Linked DNA regions of Mus musculus: all the other regions are linked to region 2. Evidence: chromatin loops called from intact Hi-C (ENCODE). Cell type or tissue: heart. All regions are shown on one strand.

What was found. A loop is a pair of places that touch in the nucleus more often than their neighbours do. Peaks named below come from ENCODE experiments on the same cell type or tissue, not always from the same donor. Only the 100,000 strongest peaks of a DNase experiment are listed, where the experiment ranks them.
Region 1: a loop joins it to region 2, with 2.5 times the contacts of the local background. A loop is called at or near these places in 3 of 42 quality-filtered maps.
Region 3: a loop joins it to region 2, with 2.3 times the contacts of the local background. A loop is called at or near these places in 16 of 42 quality-filtered maps.

What each region holds. Positions count from the first base shown.
Region 1 is chr7:127,507,460-127,515,459 of GRCm38, forward strand. Srcap (Snf2-related CREBBP activator protein) reads left to right here and starts at 4,524. Exons shown (of 34, transcript NM_001304266.1): 1 at 4,524-4,879; 2 at 6,706-6,781. 1700008J07Rik (RIKEN cDNA 1700008J07 gene) reads right to left here and starts at 5,410. Exons shown (of 1, transcript NR_024331.1): 1 at 2,979-5,410. In heart, a CTCF peak has its summit at 3,923 (motif pointing right); DNase peaks (open chromatin) are centred at 4,552, 4,872 and 5,422; H3K4me3 peaks cover 3,149 bases; H3K27ac peaks cover 2,625 bases.
Region 2 is chr7:127,257,625-127,265,624 of GRCm38, forward strand. It overlaps Dctpp1 (dCTP pyrophosphatase 1), which reads right to left and starts at 3,043. Exons shown (of 3, transcript NM_023203.1): 1 at 2,899-3,043; 2 at 1,734-1,844. The coding sequence starts at 2,999. In heart, a CTCF peak has its summit at 3,312 (motif pointing right); a DNase peak (open chromatin) is centred at 3,187; H3K4me3 peaks cover 2,632 bases; H3K27ac peaks cover 1,298 bases.
Region 3 is chr7:127,339,335-127,347,334 of GRCm38, forward strand. It overlaps Zfp768 (zinc finger protein 768), which reads right to left and starts at 5,980. Exons shown (of 2, transcript NM_146202.1): 1 at 5,815-5,980; 2 at 3,461-5,541. The coding sequence starts at 5,902. The coding sequence ends at 3,923. In heart, a CTCF peak has its summit at 3,177; DNase peaks (open chromatin) are centred at 4,467, 6,337, 6,867, 7,557 and 1 weaker place; H3K4me3 peaks cover 4,381 bases; H3K27ac peaks cover 2,609 bases.

The DNA.
Region 1 (8,000 bases), 250 kb after region 2:
CAAGATTACAGGTTTGCCTCAACACTACCTCACACACCTGGCTTGTCCTTTTTTCTATTGTGTTGGCTTCAAATTTTTCATCCTCCTTCAATCTCTAGAGTGCTGGGATTACAGACACCTGCCATCACACCAAGCTTTTCCCTACTTCAGAGCTAGGCTTTGAATGAACAGGAGTGCTTTCAGTGATGCAGATACATGTAGATACCTTTAACAACAACAACAACCAAACAAACAAACCTGGGCCTATTGTAATCAGCCAAGGACGTTTAGAATGTTAAGAGGAGAGAGACTGTCCGAGTGTGTAATGACTTGGTCCTCTGCATGCATGTGAACACAGGTGCAAGTGCACTCACATGTCTACCCAGCGACACAGGAACATGGACATACATACACATATAGACACCCCACATACACAGAGAGAGAGACAGAGCATTTTAAAAGGAAGCAGATAAATATCTTTTTTACTTTTGAGAAAAGAATTTCCCAATATGAATAGTTAGATGTAAAATAGTTAACTAAGGATAAAACTCAGAGCACTGGCCCAACCTGGTATAAGCCCTGGGTGAAATCCAACATTGAAAAAAAACCAATTATGAAGCTATATTAATAATACTGAATGTCGGCAGAGGCAGGCGGATTTCTGAGTTCAAGGCCAGCCTGGTCTACAGAGTGAGTTCCAGGACAGCCAGGATTACACAGAGAAACCCTGTCTCGGAAAAAAAAAAAAAAAAAAAAGAAAAAAAAAACCAAAAACAATAATACTGAATGTCATTAGAGGCATTACATATATAATGAGGATATATTACAGATATATTTAGACAAAGATATATGCTCATGTTTTTTCTGTTTTTCTCTTTTATGTATGTTTTGCCTGCCTATATATGTTTGTGCACCACATAAATACCTTGTGCCCAAAGAAGGCCAGAAGAGGGCATCAGATCCTCTGACACTGGAGCTATAGGCAGGTGTGTGAACTGTTATGTGGGTGCTGGCAACAGAACTGGGGTCCTCTGGAGAGACAGTAGCTTCTCTTAACCATTAAGCTCCCTTCTCCAGCCCCATATACGTTGTCTTTGTACAGGACTATCCTCTAGGGCAAACTATCACCATCTTTGTCAATTAGCTGTGCTACTTGCAAAAGTCTATCAAGGGCTGGTGAGATGGCTCAGTGGGTTAGAGCACCCGACTGCTCTTCCGAAGGTCCAGAGTTCAAATCCCAGCAACCACATGGTGGCTCACAACCATCCGTAACAAGATCTGACTCCTTCTTCTGGAGTGTCTGAAGACAGCTACAGCGTACTTACATATAATAAATAAATAAATCTTTAAAAAAAAAAAAAAAAAAAAAAAAAAAAAAAAAAGAAAATAAAGATTTAAAAAAAAAAAGTCTATCAAAGCTGGCTTGTGGACTACTGTGCCACCACCCCTGGCATCTTTTGCTGTTGGTTTTGAGTGGGACTATAACCCAGGTTGGCCTCAAACTCGCTGGGCTGCTCAGATAACTCTTAACTCCTGATCCTCAAAGCTTTACCTCCCATTTGCTGGGATTACAGGTGTGTAATCTTAGCCAGCTCTGGTCTGAAACTATATAGCCCAGGCTGGTCTTGAACTTCTAAGTACTAGAATTACAGATACAGAATCACAACTTTCAGGGTTTAAGTTTAGGCTGTCCTCAAACTTGTAATGTGGGTAAGAATAGCCCTGAACTGCTGGTTCTCCTGTATCCACTTCCCTGGTACTAGGATTATCATTTCCAGTTGAAGCAAACACACTACCAACTCAACTACATGCAACCCCCTCCGTTTTTGTTTTTCTGAGACAGGGTCTCACCATATACACCTGACTGGCTGGGAATTCACTATGTGGACCCAAGTGGCCTCATGAGATCATCTTGCCTCAGTCTTCAAGTACTGGACTATAGGCATGCATTTCCAAAGCAAGTTTTATGTAGTGCTGACAGCCAGCCTATGGCTTTGTGCATGCACTAGAAGCACACTACCAACTGGGCTAGTTATTTTTCTTTTTAGCAGAATTTCATATAGTCCATGCTGGTCTCAAGACTCACTAGATAACCCTGAACTTAGTATCTTCCTGCCACCTCCTCCAGAATGATGCTGTATGCCACATTATAGCTCTATGCTAGCACATCTGTTTAAAATGACACTAAGAATTGAACCCAAGGTTTCACAAATGTTAGGGAAACACTCTACCAACTGAAATAGAGACCGTTATTCTCCTTCTACTTTTTGAGTTTCAGGCATCAAATTCACATCAGGCTTAGTGGCAAATCTCTGCCTGTGCAATGTGTGCAGTGCAGAGGCAAGATGTTTGCCAGCTGCCTTGTTGGTCCCAGAAACTAAAGTCAGGTCCTCTAGCCTGAGCCAGCCAGTACTTTTTTTTTTTTTTTTTTTTTTTTCCGAGACAGGGTTTCTCTGTATAGCTCTGGCTATCCTGGAACTCACTTTGTAGACCAGGCTGGCCTCGAACTCAGAAATCCACCTGCCTCTGCCTACCAAGTACTGGGATTAAAGGTGTGCACCACTACGCCTGGCTCAGCCAGTACTCTTAACTGCTGAGTCATCTTTCTTCCACTACCTTCTTTCTTTCTTTTGGTGGGGTGAGGAGGGGACATACAGGGACAAGTGGAGGGGTGGGGACGGGACATAAAAAGATAGGGTCTCACTATGTAAACCAGCCTGGACTTGAATTCAGAGATTTTCCCTGCTAATGCCTGCTGGGTGCAGGAATGAGAGGTGCCACCACATCTGGCCCCATCACTATCTTTATTAATCTTTCTAGATATTATAAGTCTGAAAAGGCAAAATGTAAAACAATTATAAATTGCCAAAGTGTAAGCAAAAGTGTGAAACAATTCATACTATGGTATCATTTAGATATAGGGGACTCAACACTGATTACTTCTGGGTAGAATTCTCTAGGCAGGGTACTGGGAACATTTAGGAATTTTTTTTTTTTTTGCAGATAATCCTTTTACTGATAATTCATACTACATTTATTTTTACAAAAGCAAATATTTATTACCTCTGTAATTTTAGAATTTATTTTTATAAGTGTTTGCCTGAATGTATGTCTATGTATTAGAAGGTTTCAATTCCCTTAAGACTAAAGTTAGAAACTGTTAAAAGCTTCCATGTGGGTGCTGAGAATCAAACCCTGTGTTCTCTAGAAGAGCAGCCAGTGCTCTTAACCACTTAAAACATCTCTCCAGCTCTGCCTCTGTAAATTATTTAAACACACACACACACCTTTAAAGTACTAAAGTGAAAAAAAGCAACACATAGTTACTATAAGATTATATGCATATCCTTTTTTTTAGACAGGATAATCTTGAACTTTAGAATATTAGTGTGTGTGTGCTCTGTGTGGTTGTTTGTATTGACTTATGCAACAGCACAGGTTGGCCTCAACCAGTAAATTGGGATTGTGCATTTATGCTACCATACCTAGCTGTAAAGAATCTTTCTTCCAGTCTCTATTCAACTTCCATTTCCCCTCAATAGCTTCTCCTCTGTCCATCGCTGATTTATTTTTATCCTGTTTTCTTAATTATTAGTTATGTTTTGGGGCAGGGTCTTGTTATGTAACCAATGGCTCAAAATCTTCCTTGGAACCGTTGTAGATAATAAATGCATCCTTAAAATCGGAAGGGAGTATCAGATTCTCTAAGAGATTTTTTCCCCCCTAGACACAGGAATTTTTCTCTGTAGCTTTGGTTGTCCTAGAGCTAGCTTCATAGACCAGGATGGCTCTGAAGTCAGAGATTCGTCAGCCTCTATTGGGATTAAAAGCCATGAGCCACCACCACCCAGCCTTTTTTTCCTTAAGGATTTTTATTTGACTTGAATGGGAGTTTTACTTGCGTGTATGTCTGTGCACCGTGTTTGTGTATTGCTCTCTGAGGCCAGAAGAGGGTGTCGGATTCCTTGGAACTGGAATAACTGTTAGGAGCTTCTTTAGTGTGGAGATAGAATGTCCTCTCAAAGTGGAAGCAGCCAATATTCTTAATCACTGAGCTATGTTCTCAACCTCTCAAAATAGTTCTTAAATGTAAAAGACTGCAAACCTATGGTACTTGTATTTGAGAGTTCTTGGGAAAACCGGTGTTACAAAGTCAACCGCAGCTGGTAGTGGTGGTGCATACGTTCATTCCAGGCAGACGCAGGAGCAACTTTGTAAGTTTAAGGTTAGCTTGATCTACATAGCGAGTCCATGTCAGCCAAGGCTACATTGTTAGACCTCACCTTTCAAAAACAAAAAGTAACTGCTGTAGGAATCAGTAGGTCTAAGCTCTTCTACTCATTTGTTTCATTTCACTGGGTGATATGTAAGAACAAAAACTCCGAAATCCAAAGGGTGGTCCCAGTGGGCAGCTGCAATGCAGCACGAGTTTCAGACCTATTGAAGCGTGCTGGGCCAGCATGGAGCCTCGGAGCGAACTACAACTCCCACCTTGCTTTGCGCCGCACAGTCCTACGCTAGCACGCGAGCCTACCCGCCCCTTCAGCCTCCAGTTACTGTGTATCGCGAGAAGACGGGCCGCTCTGGCGGTAGCGATAACGAGCCTTGGTGGTGGTGGTAGTGGTGGTGCTAGTGGCGGTGGCGGCCGAGACGGCGGCGGCCATTTTGGTGAGGCCTCGGGAGCAGCGGAGGCGGCGGCGGGGTCGCTGGGAGTAGCGTCTCCTTTTTCTTCAACTCACCAAGCACCTCTTCGCGGCGTGACTGGAAGCGGTGGGAGCATCGGGGTGGCTCGTGTTACGGCCCTTAGGGGAATTTAAAGTGGTGAAGGCGGCGACCAAGAGGGGGCCCTCCCCCCTCCTCGGCGGGAGGGGGGGTGGTGAGCACGCCCCCGAGGACGCAGGTAAGGAGAGGGAGACAAGATGGCGGAGGCCCCACACTTTCCCCTCCCCTGACGGGTGCCTGCGCGCGCATCTGCGAGCGCCGCTTCCCACCTTCCCGGGGTGCTGCGCGCGCACCGCCCGGCGGGGCCCCGGGGCTGGCGAGCGAGGTTGCCTGCGCGCGCTCCCGGAGCCGGGGGTGGGGGGGAGGGCGTCGGGCCGAGCGGCACCTGGTGTCAGAGCGGCGCCTCGCCCCCCTCCTGCCCTTCTGCGCACGCGTGCGCGAACGAGCAGCCCTCGAGAGGACGGACCCAGGTGCGCTTCTGCCCGCCCACCAACCTGCCTCCCCTCGGGGGCGCGGACGAGGGAAAGGGGTGCACGGGACGAGTAGTCCGGGCGCGCGCCCACCATAAGCCATTTAGGAGCCCGAGACTTGGCGCACGAACCCTTCCTTCCCGAGCTCTTTGCGGTCTGTGGATGTGGGGGCGCCGACGGACGCGGACATCTGAGTCCTGTGACCCGGTCTATGGGATCGGGTTCTGGCGGGAATCCCCCCCTCCTCCCCTCCCCAATCTGGCCGTGCGCGCCGCCGGCTCACCCCGCCTCCGGGCCGCGCACGCGCCGGCGCCTCCCCCAGCCGGTCGAGCACGTTGGGTGGGGTGGGCGACCGCGAGGGGGCGGGGCCGCCGTCTGAGGAGTCAAAACTTGGCAGAGGTCAAGGGTCATGCTGGGTCAGTCCACTGCGGGGGGGGTGGGGGGGTATTGGGAGGTCATAAAGAAGGCTGGAGTCCATAGTTGGGGCCTCATGGTTTTGGATTACCTCCAATCCTTGGAATTTCTGAAGGGTGAATCAAGGCAGCACAACACCTAGATAAGGAATTAACTAGGCAAATGCTTCCGGATCTTGAATACTTTATTAACCCTGCTTGTTTCCGGCTGTTAGGGCTCCTTGGCGCCTTCCTCACTTAAGTCTGCTTATAAAGCTCTTTCTTGCCGGGCGGTTGGTGGCGCACGCCTTTAGTCCCAGCACTTGGGAGGCAGAGGCAGGCAGATTTCTGAGTTTGAGGACAGCCTGGTCTACAAAGTGAGTTCCAGGACAGCCAGGGCTACACAGAGAAACCCTGTCTCCAAAAACGAAAAGCGTTTTCTTTAAAGTTCTTTGGCCGTTCCACCTCGCTCTTTCTGTATTCAAATAGCCCTCCTTTACTTTATAACTATTTGCTTTTTGTTTTGGGGAACTCCGCCCTCATTTCTGTTAAGTCCTCATTGAAAAGACAAGGAAGCTGTCAGGCATCCAGGAGGCGTTGTTAACTTCTAGATGAGAAGTTTCTGTCCTTCAGTTGTCTGTCAGAGCTTTAAGTACTTTTAGCTTTTAAAACGTTTTGTTGTCTTCTTCTCTGCTCTTACCCAGCCAGAATGTACAACCCTGTGAGATTCTCCGTACAAAACACTTTGTGCTTTGTTGCCACAACATGTATATACACCACATCCATGCTTGGTGTCCAGACAGGCCAGAAGAATAATCTGGGCCACTGGAGCTGGAGCTATTGTGAGCTGCTATATAGGTGCTTGGGACAAAACCCAGGACCTCTGCAGGAGCAATGAATACTCTTAAATCCCTGAAGCATTTCTCCACCCCCACCCCCAAGGCTGAGCCTTGCCCAATTTACTACAGCCTTGCCTAGTTTACTGTATGACTTTCTGAAGCATGAGCTTTCCCTGTTACTGTTCTGTGAAGTGACTTCGGATGTATTTTAAAGTCCAATAAAGCTGGTGTACGTAACCTTAGATGAGTATGGATTGACACATGTGGGTCGTGTCCTCACTGCTGCTGCTTCTCCTGTTTTAGGTGTGATTTCCTTCAGTACAGCACGGCACCGTGGAAGTGCAGACTCTCACAGGGGGTGTGGTCTCTGCTCACACAGGTGAGCTCACCTTCAGATAAAATTTTGTGTGCTGATGTTAATGGGAGAAACTGTATGACATGATGAGAGAATAGGTTGTGAATGATTACTGCATGTGTTTTCTATGTAGGGTTTGGTGATAGTACAACCAAACTGAGGCTGAATAAGGGAAGGTGTTACCCAGGCACTACTAGGGAGAGCACTAAGAGTATTAGGTTTTTCTATGTTTTTTTTTTTTGTTGTTGTTGTTTAGTTTGGTTTTGCTTATTTGTTTTGTTTTCATTTTTTTCTCTCTCTTTTTTTTTTTTTTTTGTTGTTGTCATTGTTTTCTCGAGACAGAGTTTCTCTTTGTAACCCTTTGTGTTCTAAAATTTGACTTGTAGATCAGGCTGGCCTTGAACTCAGAGATTTCTGTCTCTGCCTCCCAGTGCTAAGAAGAAAGACCTATACCACCATCCTGGCTTCTTCAATGTTCTGAAACATGGCAATGTGGATTTAAGTTCTCCTACTATTATCTTTTCTTCCTTCTTTTCTTTCTTTTCTTTTTAAAGACAATCTCACATAATTTAACTGGCCTCAATCTGTATAGCTGAGAATACTCTTAAGTAGTTGTGATCCTCTTGCCTCCAGTGTACCACCGTGACACTCAATTCTATGTGGTTCAGGCATGAAGTCTCAGACTCTGAGGGTACTGGTCAGCTATCCTACCAGATCAGCTCTGTCTTCAGCTCTGTGTTTCTCCCTTCTCTCTCTTTTCCTTTTTAAGGGGGTGGGGGTCTAAGTCTCTAGCTCAAGCCAACTTTGAATTCATAGCAGTCATTCTGCCTTGGCTTGCCCTAAGTGCTGGGATAATAGGTATGAACCACCACAGCTGACATTTCTCTTTCTTTTTCTTTTTTCTTCTTTTTTTCTTTTTCTTTTTCTTTTCTTTTCTTTTCTTTTCTTTCTTTCTTTATTTCTTTTTTTTTTTTTTTTTTGAGATAGGGCTTCTATTGTAGCCCAGGCTGTCCTGGAACTCTTTCTGGAGACCAGGCTAGCCTCAAACTAACAGAGATCCACTTACCTCTGTCTCCTGAGTGCTGAGGTTAAAGGCATGTACCATGAATGCTTAGCATATTTATTCTTTTGAAATGAGATCTTACTTTGTGTTTGAGGCTGGTCTCTAATGCCTATGTTAAAACAATCATCTCCAATGTCCCAAATAGCTGTGAATATTGGCATATACAGATATCAAGATATG
Region 2 (8,000 bases):
TGACTCTACCTAAGCTATGGGAGTAACCAAGAGAACACTTGCTGAGACACTCCGAGGTCCAAGTCTATTTTTCACTGGCCCTAGCTGCTGTCACTCCAAACCAAACCCCAGACCCGAGTCATTGCGGGCATTCACCTTCCTGTTACCTCCCCCACCCATCCCTCTCCTACACAAAGCCTGATCACCTCCCCTGTTTGTGGTCACTGTTCCTTCTACTATGAGTAACACCCCCGCCCCAATCCTCCTAGATTTCCCGTTCTTAATACTTAGGTTTCAACTCAGAGGTTCCCATCTCAGAAACTTACTTTCTCATCTCCTTGTGTTATTCTCCCCTTCCAATCCCAAGACAGGCTCTTACATAACTCAGGTTTCAGAGTCTCTATGTGGCCAAGGATGAACATGTAATCCCCCAGCCTCTGCCTCTCAAGCCCTGGGGTCACATCACATACCACCACATTTGACTTAATTTCCCCTTAATCCTTGTCACAGTTCTAGACCACTTAAAATTGTGCTATCAGTCTCCTTCCACCAGGAATGGAGGCAGTCTGGTCCAAGGTCCCATCCTGCTTCCAGATGACCTGGAACACAACCGATGCTGATCCATCTGTAAACAGGCGATGGACCACCCTCAGATGCATCTTGTATGCCCTCTACCCTTCATCCCACAACGACCGCCCATATTTAGGTCCACACCAGCCTGTTCACTAGCCTGCTCTAATCCATTCTCTCAGGCGTCCAATCTGCCCCGCAGGCCCAGATATCTTTCTGCTTCTCAGGTTAGATGTGGCTTTCTGTCTGAACTCTTTTATCACCTAACTCCAGTCTTATCAACCTGGATTTGCCTCTTGCCCTACCTTCCACAGTTCCATCTTCTACATCATGCCTATGATGGGCCAGATACTTAGGGCATACAGAGAACAAAAACAGATACAAAAATCCTCCCTCTTTCTTGGGAAAGATAATTCTGAATTCTCCCAGATTTTAACTTGCCCCTTCTCTCACTATTAAAAAAAAAAACAAACCAGATTTATTTATTCTGCAGACATATGTAAGCACGTGTTTGCATGTATACTATGCATATGCAGGAACCTTTAAGGCTAGAAAAGAGTGTCAGATCCCCTGAAACTGGAGTTATGGGACGTTGTGACCTGGCACAGGGGTGCTGGGAACTGACTCAGCTCTTCTGCAAGAGCAGGAAGTGCTCATCAGCACTGAGACATCTCAGCAGCCCCTGCACTACCTTTGTAAAGGAAGTTCTCTGTCTGGCAGGCCACCCTTTTAAATTCCTTATTTCAGCCTTACACAGAGGTAAAATGCCGGTGACAACTGTTCACCACCCCCGTCCCCATATACCTTCTTTTTTCCTTTGAGACAGGGTCTCTCTGTGTACCCCTGGCTGTCATAAAACTCATGCTGTAAAGCAGGCTGGCCTCAAAGTTACATATTCACCTGCCTGCCTTCTGAATACTGGATTAAAAACGTGCACCACCACAGCCCTGCTGACAACTGTTCTTCTTAGACCTAGGTCTGCCTCACTGTTTCTACATTTCACTCTCCCTGGAAACTGTCCCCAGCACCCACCAGGGCTGGGACTCGTCTGTCATCTCTGTATCCCTAGCAGCAGCACAGAATACAGCAGTAAGGAAAATAAAACCAACCACAGTTTTTGAGGCTAAAATACATTGTTTCCCCAACCCCAAACAGCCTCTTCCAGGAAGACTCCATCTACTCACAAGAGTTCTGCCAGCTCGCCCACTTCTCCCACCAAGGCTAGCAGCAGGTTCCGAGGCTGGTGGAACTGCTCCCAGTCCCGCTCAGCTGCAAACTCTGCATGGAGGCGTCGGCTGGAATAAAGTAAAGGGGTGGAGGTTCAAGTCTCAGGGTTAGAGGACAAGACGCAGGTGCCTGGCATACATCTAGAAAGGGCATGGGACTCTGAATCCTACAGTCAAACATCTTGGATGTCCTTATGTTACTAACTTTTAACAAGACTTTTTAAAAAAGATTTATTTACCTATTTTATGTTTGTGAGTACACTGACACTCTTCTCAGACACGCCAGAAGAGGGCATCAGATCCCATTACAGATGGTTGTGAGCCACCATGTATGTGGTTGCTGGGAACTGAACTCATGAACTCAGGACCTCTGGAAGAGCAGTCAGTGCTCTTTAACCACTGAGCCATCTCTCCAGCCCTAACAAGCCTTTCATTGGGGTTGGGGGTGGTGTTCAAGACAGGGTTTCTCTGTGTAGCCCTGGCTGTTCTGGAACTCACTCTGTAGACCAGGCTGGCCTCAAACTCAGAAATCCACCTGCCTCTGCCTCCCAAATGCTGGGACTAAAGGTGTTCGCCACCACTGCCCGGCTAAGACTTTCTTATCATCTGGAAATGAACGTGCCCCTGTACAGATTTTAACCTCAAGCCAAATTAAGCAACACCCTTTATTATTCCATTTTCCTACTGCTACTTCTTCCGGTACTCCACCTTAACGCCCCTATCTCCACACATCTAGGTCTAACTAACTCACAGGATGCAGTTTTGAGACACTGCCCACTGGGGCCTTCCTTGACATTCTGCAAGAAAAAAGAATTCTACACTTCAGCTTCCCCTGTCCAACTACCCATCTCTCCTGGGGTGCAGAGGTTCTAACAGACCTCTGTTATCTCTCCAAGGTTGTATTAAAGGTTGGTACTTAACATGCCCGGGGGCGTCACCCAATTTCCCCGGCCTCAGGTGTGCACTGTGCACATAATGTTTATTTAGCTAGGTTCTCCAGAGGTCAGCCAGGAGGACCCGGATGGCCTCGGACGTGTTGTTCTTCTGGACCACGTGGAGGGACCCTCCTCATTACCACAAAAAGGTTAGTTTCTCCATCCGAGGACGGACAAGGACTGCTTACATGTCCTCAAGCGTGGGCTCCGGACTGAATCTGAACGGGCGGGCAGCAGCAGAGTCTTCTTGTCCCACAGTACCGCGCTCACCGTCACCAGCCGTGGACATTCCGCCCACTAGTCCAACCCGCGCGGGAGCGGACCCCGCGCCGCGCTCGGAGCCGCCTCCAGAGTTCTGACCAATCACGGCTTCTCAGTGCGTTCCCGGGGCGGAGCCGGAGGAGGACCCAGTCATATACGTGAATTTTAGCTACGGCCCGCCCCTTCTCCGGCCTGAACCAATCTGAAGGGAGTTTCAAGTGTATTTTCTCCTTCTGTGCCCTCGAGTTCTTCCGCCCAGGCGAAACTTCTTAAAGGGACAGGTACAAATTCAATCTGGGAAAGACAGTAGAACAGAAAGCCTAATGCGACGTGACTTGCTTAATGGGCGCCAGATGGCGCCAAAGTGAAATGGCAGGCGCGGAGGAGGCGGGTCCACTGAGAGCAAAAACCCTACAAGTGAAGGACCCAGCATGTGCGTGGTCATTTCACGTGGACGGCCTTCACACAATTTGAAAGAGATTGATGAGAAAAACTGCATACTTCCAGAGAGGGGGAGGACCCAGTCTTTGTAACCCATTTCAGCGTCCTACACCAGTGGATTCCAATGATTGCAAGCAATCCTACAGGGAGAGGAAGGCATACCTCCTCTTCGCGTTTACGTGACACTGACATTTGTAGCAGGTAGATAGGGTATGACCTCTTTCCCATGGGTCACTATCACAGCCTTACACAATGCACAAGAGGACACCAAGCTCGTTTACACTGGCTAGGTTTTGAAGCCTGTTTTCTTTTAAAAGACTTGTTTTTATTCTCTCTCTCTCTCTCTCTCTCAATCTCTCTCTCTCCCTCTCTCTCTCTCTCTCCATATTTACATGTATGTCTTTGGACCCCTTGTGTGCCCGTGCCCAGGACAGCCAGAAGAAGATGTCGGATCCAGGATTAGAACTGTGGTTCTCTGCAAGAGCAACAAGTGGTCTTATCCTTAGAGCCATCTTTCCAGACCCGTAAGATTTTTTTTTCTCCTTAAGAACCTTAAGAATTACAAAGAAAATTATGTATATGCGTGTGTCCAGGTATGTGCATTGGGTGTGTGCACATGAGTTGTTAGCAAAGGTCAGAGATGTAGAATCCCCTGGAACTAGAGTTATCAGTGGTTATGAAGTACCAAACCCTGATCCCTCTATAAGAGGAGCAAAGTTGTTTGTGATAGGCTTTCACTGTATAGTCTTGGCTATCCTGGAACTCACTCTGTAGACCAGGCTGGCCTCAAACTCACAGAGCTCCACCTGCCTCTGTCTCCTGAGTGCTAGGATTAACGTGTGTGCCACCATCACCAGGCAGGTAACAAAGGTTTTCAACTGCTCAGCTATCAGCACTGCACACCCTTTCTCAATTTTTTGTTTGTTTGTTTGTTTCGAGACAGGGTTTCTCTGTGTAGCCCTGGCTGTCCTGGAACTCACTCTGTAGACCAGGCTGGCCTCAAACTCAGAAATCCACCTGCCTCTGCCTCACAAGTGCTGGGATTAAAGGCATGAGCCACCTCCGTCCAGCTTCCCTTTTTCATTTTTAAAGGTTCCAGGATGGAACCCAGAGACTTGAGCATGATAGGCAAGTTCTGTACCCAGCCCATGGAGCTATCCAATCTCTTCAGAATTTTCAATCTGAAAAATCACAGAGTCAGTCATTGACCATGACAGGAATGGAGTTACCCAAGAAGAGGGGTTGTTTTGTTGGTTCGGTTGGTTTGAGTTTTTGAGGCAGTCTATCACCTTATAACCCTGGAACTCATTACGTAGCTTAGGGTACTGTCAAACTCATGCCAATCCCCCTGCATCGCCTTCTAAGCACTGAAATTATAGACATGAGGCATGGACGGGTGCCAGCTGTTTGTGTGTAACCCAGCTGTACAGCTGTTTGTTTTTGTACCTCAGTCATAGTCACTCTGTCTGTTCTCCGCTTTAGAAAGGGCTTGCATTCTTGTAGAAATGAAAGAAAAAAAGAAAGTGGAAGAAAGAGTCAGATTCTAGACACTAAGATCAGAGAGGAGGCTGGGTGTAGCTTAGTGGTAGAGGTTTGCATGCAAGGGAGCATTGGCTCAAACTCTAGCACCAAATTCATAAATAAAACCCAATGGTGTAGTGATTTCCTGCTAAGTACAGATAGATTCCTCTGGCAAGCTAGTGCATTTATCTAAAGAGACAGACATGAAGGCCATCACAGTTTTCTTTGTGATATCGGCAGAAGCGAGGGCAGTTCAGAGGCGCCGGTGTGTTACAGGCTGCTTACACAATGGACATTGTCAGCAGTTCACACGGAGTACAAGCAGCAGACACAATTCTGAACTGGTTTAAACAAGGCAAGGGGATCTGAAGCAAGTGTGGTGCATGCTTGTAACCCTTATCATCTGGGAGGCTGAGACAGGAGGATCAGAAGTTCAAGGTGAGTTTCAGCTGTACTGAGAAAACTTAAGGCCAGCCTGGGCTACTTGAGACCCTGTCTCAGCAACACAAACCAAAAAAGGAGACCACTTTACTAAGTAAATGCAATTTGTTTCAGGGGCACAGGAATGACTGCTGGGTAAGATGAGCCTGGGGAATGGACTGGGTTGTGGCAGCCAGACTCAGCACCTCACATATCTAACCGTGGCAACCTTTAGGAGTAGGTAATGTTATGGTCATGCCCACTTTACAGAGAAGGAAACTGAGAAAGTAAGGCACTTAAACAACTGTTAAGTTAGTAGTGCCAGACTTCAGACAGTTTGGTTTTGAAGGCTGTGTTATACCTGCGCAGTGAGGAAGCATGGCAGTGGAGGGCCTGCTTAGGCCTTGGACTTGATCCTCCACACTGCCTCCCAACCAAAACTAAAAACACTGTGAAAAGATTGGGCTGGGCATGGCGGGCCCCGCCTTTAGTCCCAGCACTTAAGAGGTAGAGGCAGGTGAGTATTCTTTAATTTGAGGCTAACCTGGTCTAAATAGTGAGTTCAGACTAGTTATGTAATAACTTGTCTAAAAAGGAAAGGTTGGGGCCAGAGAGATGGCTCAGCAGTTAAGAGAACTGACTGTTCTTCCAGGGGTCCTGCGCTCAATTCCCAGCACTCACATGGTGACTCACAACCATCAGTAATGGGATCTGATGCCCTCTTCTGGTGTCTGAAGACAGTGTACTCAAATACATAAAAAAAGAAAAAAAAAAAAAAAAAAGGAAAGGTGATTGGTTAGTTGGGTTAGCAGGGTATGAGATTGGTTAGTTGGGTTAGCAGGGTATGATAACCGCAACAGGCCCCCAGACCTTAGCACAGCTGATGCCTTGGTGGAAGCATCATTCAGGCTGAAGAACTCATCAGGTAGAAAGTACCGCCTGCCAAACTGAAACCACTCCATAGTTCAGGGAAAGTCTCTAAATGTACTAACCCTTCTCTCTCCTCTCTCCTCCTCTCTCCTCCTCCTCTCCTCTCCCCCCCTCCTTCTCTCCTTCTCCCCTCCTCTCCCCTCTCCCCTCTCCCCTCTCCCCTCTCCCCTCTCCCCTCTCCCCTCTCCCCTCTCCCCTCTCTTTTCTCCTCTCTCCTCTCTCTCTTTCTCTCTCTCTCTCTTTGGTTTTTCAAGACAGGGTTTCTCTGTGTAGCCCTGGCTGTCCTGGAACTCACTCTGTAGACCAGGCTGGCCTCGAACTCAGAGATCTGCTTGCCTCTGCTTCCCTGAATGCTGGGATTAAAGGCGTGCGATACCACTACCCAGACCCCAAAAAAAAAAAAAAAAAAATCAGGGGGCTGGAGAGATGGCTCAGCAGTTAAGAGCACTGACTGCTCTTCTAAAGGTCCTGAGTTCAATTCCCAGCAACCACATGAAATAAATCTTTTTTTTTTTTTTTTAAATCAGAGTTTTGTTTGCATGTCTGTGTATCACTCACGTGCCTGGTGCCCACCTGGGTTCCATGGGATGATCAAGTGATACTGATGGATGGGTTTAGGCTTCTCAGCAGGAGGGGTCAGTTCTGAATGAACAGTAGCAGCTTTGCAGAGGCACTTTTTACCGATTCTTACACAAACGGCAGTTTAGCAAGGCAATTCCTGCATACCAAAATATCTTATCAGACCTAGGAGTTGTCTTAAGGAACCATTACCTAAGCAAACGCAGTCATTTTAAGAATCGCAGATTTTCCAGGAGTGTCTTATGACTGAAGTTCTGAAATTCCCAAGTAAGAGCAACCCTATACATTCCAGAAAACAATCACTGATATTTACAAGAGATCACTTCAAGGCTAAGTGGCCATCACTTCAGAGTAAACCCCAGGTGCAATGGCTTTTCAATGCTGCATCCACAGAGGCCAGCAAAGGGCATCAGATCCCCTGGAACTGGAGTTACAGGCAGTTGTGAGCTGCCACATGGGTGCTGAGAAGTGAACTCAGGTCCTCTGGAAGAGCAGCCAGTGATCTTACTCATTAAGCCAGTCTTTTTTTATTTCCAGGTGACACTGTTCCCTCTCATCTGCAGCCATCACGTGTGTGTCCTGCCTGTCCCCAAGGCAGACTTGGGTGCTGCCTTATTGCCAACCTTTGACTCTGCCGAAGTTAAGTAGAGGACCCACACAGAGGAGCCACTTTTCTTTCCTTTTCTACTGTCAAATGCAGTCTAGAAAAGGAATCAGTGCCGGGCGTGGTAGCACACGCCTTTAATCCCAGCACTAGGGAGGCAGAGGCAGGCAGATTTCTGAGTTCGAGACCAGCCTGGTCTACAGAGTGAGTTCCAGGACAGCCAGGACACACAGAGAAACCCTGTCTTGAAAAACCAAAAAAAAAAAAAAAAAAAAAAAAGGAACCAATAAGAGCTTTTAAGGGGCTGGAGAGAGGGCTCAGTGAAGAGCGCTTGTGGCTCGTGCAGAGGGCCTGTGTTTGGTTTCTAGAACCTACATGATTGATGGCTCACAACTGCTCCAAGGGATCTGACAGCCTCTTCTGACAGGCATCGGCCCCAGGTACACACGTGGTACACACACATGCATGCAGGCAAAATACTCATACACATAAAACAAAATAAATGGGGCGGGGGAGACAGAGAGAAAGACAGAG
Region 3 (8,000 bases), 82 kb after region 2:
TTATCTACCAGAGCAGACTGCTTGGACATGGGTTAAGCCAATAAAAGTCTTTATTAGCCGCCCGGTGACTACACTGGGAGTTTGGGATCCCAGGGTAGCCCAAGCCTTTCTCATGGTGGGCTTTTAGCATAAAAACATGGTCTGGGTTGACCAGAACAGTTAGCCAGAGGTGTAATTTAAGAAACAAAAACTCTGCCGGGCAGTGGTGGTGCACGCCTTTAATTCCAGCATTTGGGAGGCAGAGGCAGGTGGATTTCTGAGTTCGAGGCTAACCTGGTCTACAGAGTGAGTTCCAGGACAGCCAGGGCTATACAGAGAAACCCTGTCAAAAAAAAAAAAAAAAAAAGCCAAAACTCAAGGTTAGTGCATTCAGAGGCTCTCCTAGAACTCTGGACTTCAGTGGATTCGTTCCTTGTTTTAGTTTTGGCAGGTGGTGCTGTCCACATGCTGAGTTTTACAGCCTGAATGATACTTCCATCATGGAGTCAGTTGTGCTAAGGTCTGTGGCCTTGTTACAAAGCCCATGCCACATATATAATCCATATAAGTGATAGGCTAAAAGATAAAAATCTCAGAGCTGAAGAGATGTCTTGATGGTCAAGAACTCTTGTTGTACCAACTCATTAGGAAGAAACTTCTGGCCGAGAGACAAAAAGCACTGGACCCAGCTTTAGTTCTCAGCTTCATCTGCAATTCCAGCTCCAGAGGGGCCACGCCCTCTTCTCTCTGCTGGCTCCAGGGACATTCTTATTATACACACACTTACTGTGTGTGTGCGCGCAGGCAAAACACTCATACATATAAAAAAAATAAAATTTATAAAATCAAAAATTGACTCCAAGGAAGCCAGAGAGCTCTGCCTGAAACCCCAGCCCTTGAGAAGTAGAGGCAAGAGAGCTGCCATGAGTTCAAGGTTACCCTGGGTAAAGTCCAGGCTAACCTAGGCCTGTCTCAAAAACAAAGCAAAACGAAACAAACAACAATAAAAACCCAGAAAATAAAAATGCTTTGTTTTTGAGATGGTTTCTCTGTGTAGCCCTAGCTGTCCTGGAACTCATGAGATTCGTCTGCTAAAGGTGTATACCACTACCACTTATCAAAAAGATGCATTTTCTACCAGAACACATAGACAGTTAAATCTCTGTGAAGTTGAGGCCTGCCTGGTCTACATTGGGAATTCCAGGTTAAATAATACTAAATAGTGAGACTATATAAAAAATTAATTAAAAAATACATACTTGAGCCAGGCAGTGGTGGTGCACACCTTTAATCCCAGCACTTGGGAGGCAGAGGCAGGCAGATTTCTGAGTTCGAGGCCAGCCTGGTCTACACAGTGAGTTCAAGGCCAGCCTGGTCTACAGAGCTGCAGAACAGCCAGGGCTACATATTTCAAAAACCAAAACCAACCAACCAAATGAAATAAACAAAAGTATTTGAAGCTGCAGATGTCTCTCAGCACTAGAACAGTTGTCCAACAAACGCCACATCCCGCACTCAAGCTCCTGTACCGCAATAAATCCAAATATAAAATAAATAAATCCAAATATAAAATGATAGAGTTGAATGTTTAAAAGCCAAGCATAATGATGCATGCGTCAGAGGTAGGTGGATTTCTGTGAGTTTGAGGCCAGCCTGGTTTACACAGAGTGTACCAGCTCAGCTGGGGCTACACAGAAAGACCCTATCTCAAAATAAAATGAAATAAAATAAAATAAAATTGCCTGGTATGAAGTCTTTGATGTAGCTCCATTGGTAGAGTGCAGAAGTTGTAACTGCCAGTCTAAGCAGGTAAGCAGGGGACTAATGTAGTTAACGGGACTCCCCTGCCCTGGGGTTGATCCCAACCTTACATAAACTGGGCATGGTGCTGCACACTTGTGCTCCTAGCACTTAGACTTCAGCAGTAAGAGCTTGAGCTCCAGGCCAGGGTGAGTTATATAGTGACATACCGTTTCAAGGAGGAAGGAGGGGAGGAAGGGCAGGGGGAAGGAGGGAAAGAGAGGAGGCGGCAGCTGCAACAGAGGCCTGCTTGCATGAAGTTCATAAAGGCCCTTCAGTTACTGTAAGAGTTCACTAGAACAATAATGGTCTACTTTAACTTTGAAAACCAGGCAGATGGAATTGGACCATGTGGTTCCTTCCAGCGGTGCGGACCGTGACCGGCTGGGTGGAAACGGCCTTAGGAGCTTTGCTTTTATGAGTTTGAAGGCCCTAAGCATGGGAATGTCACCAGGTCCAAGGACCAAGGACACTCAAAATGTGCCGATGCGGCCAAGCGCTGAGGTGGAGCTAGGTAAATGGAGTGTGAAGGTCAAATCTGGTCTTAGACACACAGTGCCTAAACAGTCACTGCCCTCTGTGGCTGCCTGTGTCCACTTCTGTGAAACAGGAGCAAACTCTGATGCTTCAGCAGGCCCTCCCAGTAGGCACTGCCTCAAAATGTGCTCCCAAAAGATTCCCCATGGTGTGGCCTGCTCTCTTCTGCTAAGGTGACAAATGCCCATACTCTAGAATCCTCCATTCTCACCGATTATAAGTCTGCATCAGCCTGAGTCTGGAACTTGGATGGGAAAACGGGGTAGATGCAAGGTGGCCCCTTCAACTGATACACGGTACCAGGGAAAGCAGACCAACCATGCCCAGCTGGTCACACTGGCTGGTAAAGGGGCTGGAGAAGTGTTTCCATATTCTTGGTCAAACAAGTACCTGGCCTCCTCTTTGAGTGGAGCTGAAGTGCAGCTGCCTGCTCCAGTCTCAAGAGCCTAGACAGAAGATCTAGCCAGGTGGTGGTGGCGCACACCTTTAATCCCAGCACCTGGGAGGCAGGGGCAGGCGGATTTCTGAGTTCAAGGCCAGGCTGGTCTACAAAGTGAGTTCCAGGACAGCCAGGGCTACACAGAGAAACCCTGTCTCGAAAAACAAAAAAAAACAAAAACAAAAAAAAAATGGAGAGAGAGAGAGAGAGAGAGAAGAGAAGAGAAGAGGAGAGGAGAGGAGGGGAGGGGAGGGGAGGGGAGGGGAGGGGAGGGGAGGGGAGGGGAGAGGAGAGAAGAGATCAGATCTACTGATGATCTACTGGAGGTGCCTGGAAGTGCTAACTCAGGTACAGGGTGGGATTAAGCCAACACTCGATGGGGAGCAGTCACACCTAGGTATGAGCACCCCCATGTGGTTTTCTGACAGAAGCACAGACTTTTAGTTTAGGGAGAGCTGAGAAGTGTTTCACACCTCCTACAATCAGTCCCTTTGAGTCTGTGCAGCATGCAAAAGCACGTGAGCTTTGGTGCCCATGGGCAAATAAACCATTCTCTGAACTTCGAATGCGAAGATCTCACTAACCCACTGATCATAAAAGCACTTCTGGGGCAGTACCCTGGCAAGGCCTCAGCAGCTGCAGCTCTGACTGCTATCTCCCACTGCTCAGGGAACTGTCCACATACACATCTTAAGGACGAATCTCTTACCACATAAAAGGTTTATTGAACTCACAGGGCTCCAAAACCTGAGGAAGACAAGGCAGTTTACTCTGAGATCCAGACCCTACCCTTGGGCCTCACTCCCCACTGCCTACCCTTTGCCCTCTTCCTGGTTTCACAAGGGTCTCAGCAGCTACCAATCTAAGCTACCCTACTCTAACTGACACTCCCTTGCCCTCCCCCCTCCCCATCTAGTACTTTGCCAGAACAGGGCCTCCCAGATAAAGAGCTCACTGCTGCTGAGGCAGACTTGCTCCTGGTGCCTGTCTGGCCTCCCTCCAACCCCTCCATAGCCCAACTCTCATACTTCTTGAGGGCATGTGACTTCCTGCACCCTGACCCATCTTCTAGAATATTTCGTCCTTCTATTCTCCACCAGCTTTTCCTCTATCCATAAATTCCTTGACCCCATCTCTTCTGCACACCACCTCCCCACCCGTGACTGGTTAACGGCGGCCGGCTGCGTGGGTCCGCTGGTGGCGGATGAGGTCGGAGCTCTGCGAGAAGGCCTTTCCACAGTCATCACACTTATAAGGTCGCTCCCCACTATGCACGCGATGGTGCTGTAGCAGCGTGGAGGAGCGACAGAAGCCCTTGCCACACACAGCGCAGCGGTACGGCCTCTCGCCTGTGTGGGAACGCTGGTGCTGAATGAGTGTAGAGGAGCGGTTGAAGGTCTTGCCACAATCGGGGCAGCTGTACGTGCGGCCTGGCAGGTGGGTGCGGGCATGGATGGCCAGAACTGAGCTCTGGCCGAAGCGCTTGCCGCACTCTGGGCACTTGAAGGGCTTTTCACGGGCGTGGCTGCGGGCGTGGGGGATAAGTGCTGACCGTTGGGAGAAGCTTTTGCCACAGATGCCACAGCTGAAAGGCCGTTGCCCAGTGTGCACCCTTTGGTGACTGCGCAGGGACGAGTTCTGGCTATAGCACTTGCCACACTCGGGGCAGCTGTAGGGCCTCTCGTGGCTGTGGGTGCGCTGGTGTCGCAGGAGGTAGGAGCTGTCGCCAAAGGCCTTCCCACAGTGTGGACATTTGTAGGGCTTCTGGCCAGAGTGGGTACGCTGGTGGCGGAGTAGGTAAGAGCTATCAGCGAAGGCCTTGCCGCACCTGGGACACTTGTAGGGCCGCTCGCCTGTATGCGTGCGCTGGTGTTTGATGAGGTCAGAGCTCTGGGAAAAGGCCTTGCTGCAAACCTCACATTTGTAAGGCTTCTCGCCGGTATGGATGCGCTGGTGCTGGATCAGGGTCGAGCCTCGTCCAAAGCTCTTCCCGCAGATGCCACAGATGTTAGGTCGAGGGCCTTGCCCACCCCTGGCCCGGCCACCCCTACGGCCTGGCCCACGCAGGGTTCCTGTCAGATTCAGTGGATTCTGGAGCATCTCAAACTGGGGTGCAGCCAGCAGAGCCCCCGAAGGCATGTCAAATGGAGGCAGCGCTCCTGTGGGCTGCTCCCCAAACCCTTGAGTAAAGGAATCCAGGGGGTGGACTCCTAGGGAGATGCTCAAGGGATTCTTTTCCTCGGGGCTCAGAGGCATCTCTGCACCTTCCTGGAATTTGGAACTTTGAGTTTCAAACTCAGGGCTATGGGTTTTGAACTCAGAATTCTGAACGCCATCTCCAGAGTTCTGCGGTTCATACCCGGGGCTCTGAGATTCATACCCTGGACTTTGAGATTCAAATTCGGGGCTCTTTGAACCGTACCCAGGGCTTTTGGGTTCATACCTAGGACTCCCAGGTTCACAGCCAGGGCTCCTGGGATGGCAGCCAGGGCTTCGGGGCTCATACTTAGGACTCTGGGATTCAAACTCCGGGCTCTGAGGATCTGATTCAGGACTTCTGGGTGCAAACTCAGGGCTTGGGGGCACAAACCCAGGGCTTCGGGATTCAAACCCTGGGCTTTCAGGCTCAAACCTGGGGCTCTGGGATTCAAATTCTGGGCTTTGTGGCTCAAACTCTGGGCTTTGGGGTTCAAGCCCAAAAGGTATTTCTTCAACTTCATAGTCCCCATTGCCTTCTCGCTGAGAAATTTCCCCTTCTTCATTCTCACTTGTGTTGCCTGCAGGATCTGAGAATTACAGAAAATCCAGATTGAATGGGGGTCTGGAAGGTCATTGGGTCCATTAATTGTCCCAAAATTCTCTTCCCACTCCCCAAGCAGGGTCATTGGCCCCTACAAGTGAGGTGACAAAATGTACCACCTCCCCTCTAAAGACCCGGGGCACTCAGTCTCCACCCTCCACCCCACTTCCAAGTGTTTAAGATTCCGGCCTTATTTCCCTCCCGCAGGCCACAGCCCAGTTTTCTGGCACACTCCTAAGAGGCGCGGTCCTTCCCTCACCTTTGAGAGACCCTTCGGGGCTGCCCACTGCGTTGGGACTGTGCACATCCCGGGACTCCAGGCCCCACGACGACGCCTCCCGCTCCATCCCTGCCAGTTCCCAGTGCGGCGGCGGTGGCGATGGCGGACGATCCTACGACCCAGTTCGAGTGCCTGGAGCCCCGAGCCCTCGCCACCCGCGCGTTCAGAGCCTCCGAGGAGACCGGGCGGCCTGGCTTCGGCCGCGAAGGCCGGACGTCTTGACCCTGGGCCTCTCCGGCCCCGCCCCTGTCCGCTGCCCCGCCCCCCTCCCAAGGTCCCCGATTGTCTCGTGGCCCTCACCGGCCCCCGCGCGTCGTGGCCTCGGAGGTGAGGGGCGAGGCGACTCCTCCGGCCGTCCCCCAGCCACAACTCCCAGCCCGAGACCCTCTAGTCTCGGCCCCTAGCCCCGGCCGGGCTACTGCGCCCCTGCCCCCTCCCCCCGCACAGGAAGTGTCCGTCCCTGGCCAGTTCCCCCCGCTGGCTCGCGCCGCGGCCTCTCTAGGAGCGGCTGGAGGTGGAAACTCGTTGGCATTAACCCTGGACTGGATCTCCCGGGCCTCGGGGGGTGGGGGCGACCCGACGCCCCGGAGCCGGCGGGAAGGGCAACAGCAGTTTGTGTGTCTGTATCGCGGGTCTCGGCCTAACCGGGGACCTGTCTGCAGGTTTCTCCGACCATGTGCTGGCTACTGAGTGTGGCCAAGGGCGAAGCGGCAAGTGAGACCAAGGTCAGCGAGAAGGAGCGACGCTTCCCGGCGCCAGCGGGGGAGGCGGCTAGCTCCTCGCCTCAGCCTCGGGGCACTCGGACTGGCACCGGGAACGCGGACGGACGCCCGTTTGACCGCACAACCAGGCTCTGGAGCCCAGAGCCTGCTAGCCCGCCGAGCTACGACAGTGACACCCGCGCCCACTCCCCCCTCCCTCGCCCTCCCCTCCCCCTCCGCGATGCGGGCTCGTTGCCAGAGAAACAGCTCCGCCTCCGCGCCGCGAGGCACCGCCCACTCCTCCCAGGATTGGTTGTTGGGGCCGGCTGTCTCTGCTTCACCGTGGTCCCGGGGTCACCGTGGGTCCGGGCCGTGTAGAGCAGAGGGCGTTCAGGCCATTCTAACAGGATGCCCGGAATGCCTGCGGGAGTGAGAGAGGGAGGCGCCGGGCGTCTCCTCGCGAGCTCGGCCTGCGCTTTGTAAACTTTCCCCTGAGCCGTTTGTCCTGTATTAGGAAGAATGGAAGCCTAGGGCTCTTAGGGTAGACACCCTTCCTCCTCTGCTTTTCTCCCTTCTCGTTTCTTCTGCTCTCAGGTTTTACAGGTGCTGAGGGGCCACTCCAGAGATACTAACATAGGACGACCTTTAATTTCTTCCCTTTCCAAATCTTGTGTTTGATTCCTCGTTTCTTGATTTTCTCACAAGCGTGCGGGACAGTTCGGAGAGTGACACTGAAGAGTTCCAGAAGGGAAGGGGGAGGGGGAAGGGGAGAGAAGAGAAGAGAAGAGAAGAGAAGAAAAGAGAGGAGAAAAGAGAGAAGAGAAGAAGAGAAGAGAAGAGAAGAGAAGAGAAGAGAAGAGAAGAGAAGAGAAGAGAAGAGAAGAGAAAGAAGAGAAGAGAAAGAAGGAAGGTGGGCCAAACAGGCCCTTTTATAGCAAGCCAGACCTACCTGGCTGTTGCTAGGTAACTGTTGGGCGGAGCGTAGAAGGAATACCTGCAGATAGCCCTGGCCCCGCCCAGTCTGCGGGCCCTGTTCAGCCTTTCTCCCTGTCTCCCTGTGCTCTGCACTCTTCCAGATGGCTTTGGCTGTTCTCTCTCTCCTATCGACAATTAGAAATAAGATAAAGACTTTCCCCTAACTCTCGCATGGAACAGTCGTGTCGTCAGTATCATCTAATCTAATCTAATCTAATCTAATCATTTTCTACTCTTCTACTGAAGCAAGTTTGGTAGTCTTGACAGCTAACGAGCCAATTCGCTGCGCTCAGCTTCCTGCATACTATAATCAAGGGTTTTCACAGCCAGCAAGTTTGAAGATTCTGAAGACTCTGCTAAGCCTTTTGGGTGTCAGATGTCCAGATCTAGTAGTGATGTGTCTGTCCAGGAATGGTCTCTCTTTACCTCAGACTGGCCTTGACTTCTCTATGAACTGAGGATCCTCTTGTCCCCGTCTCCAGAGGACTG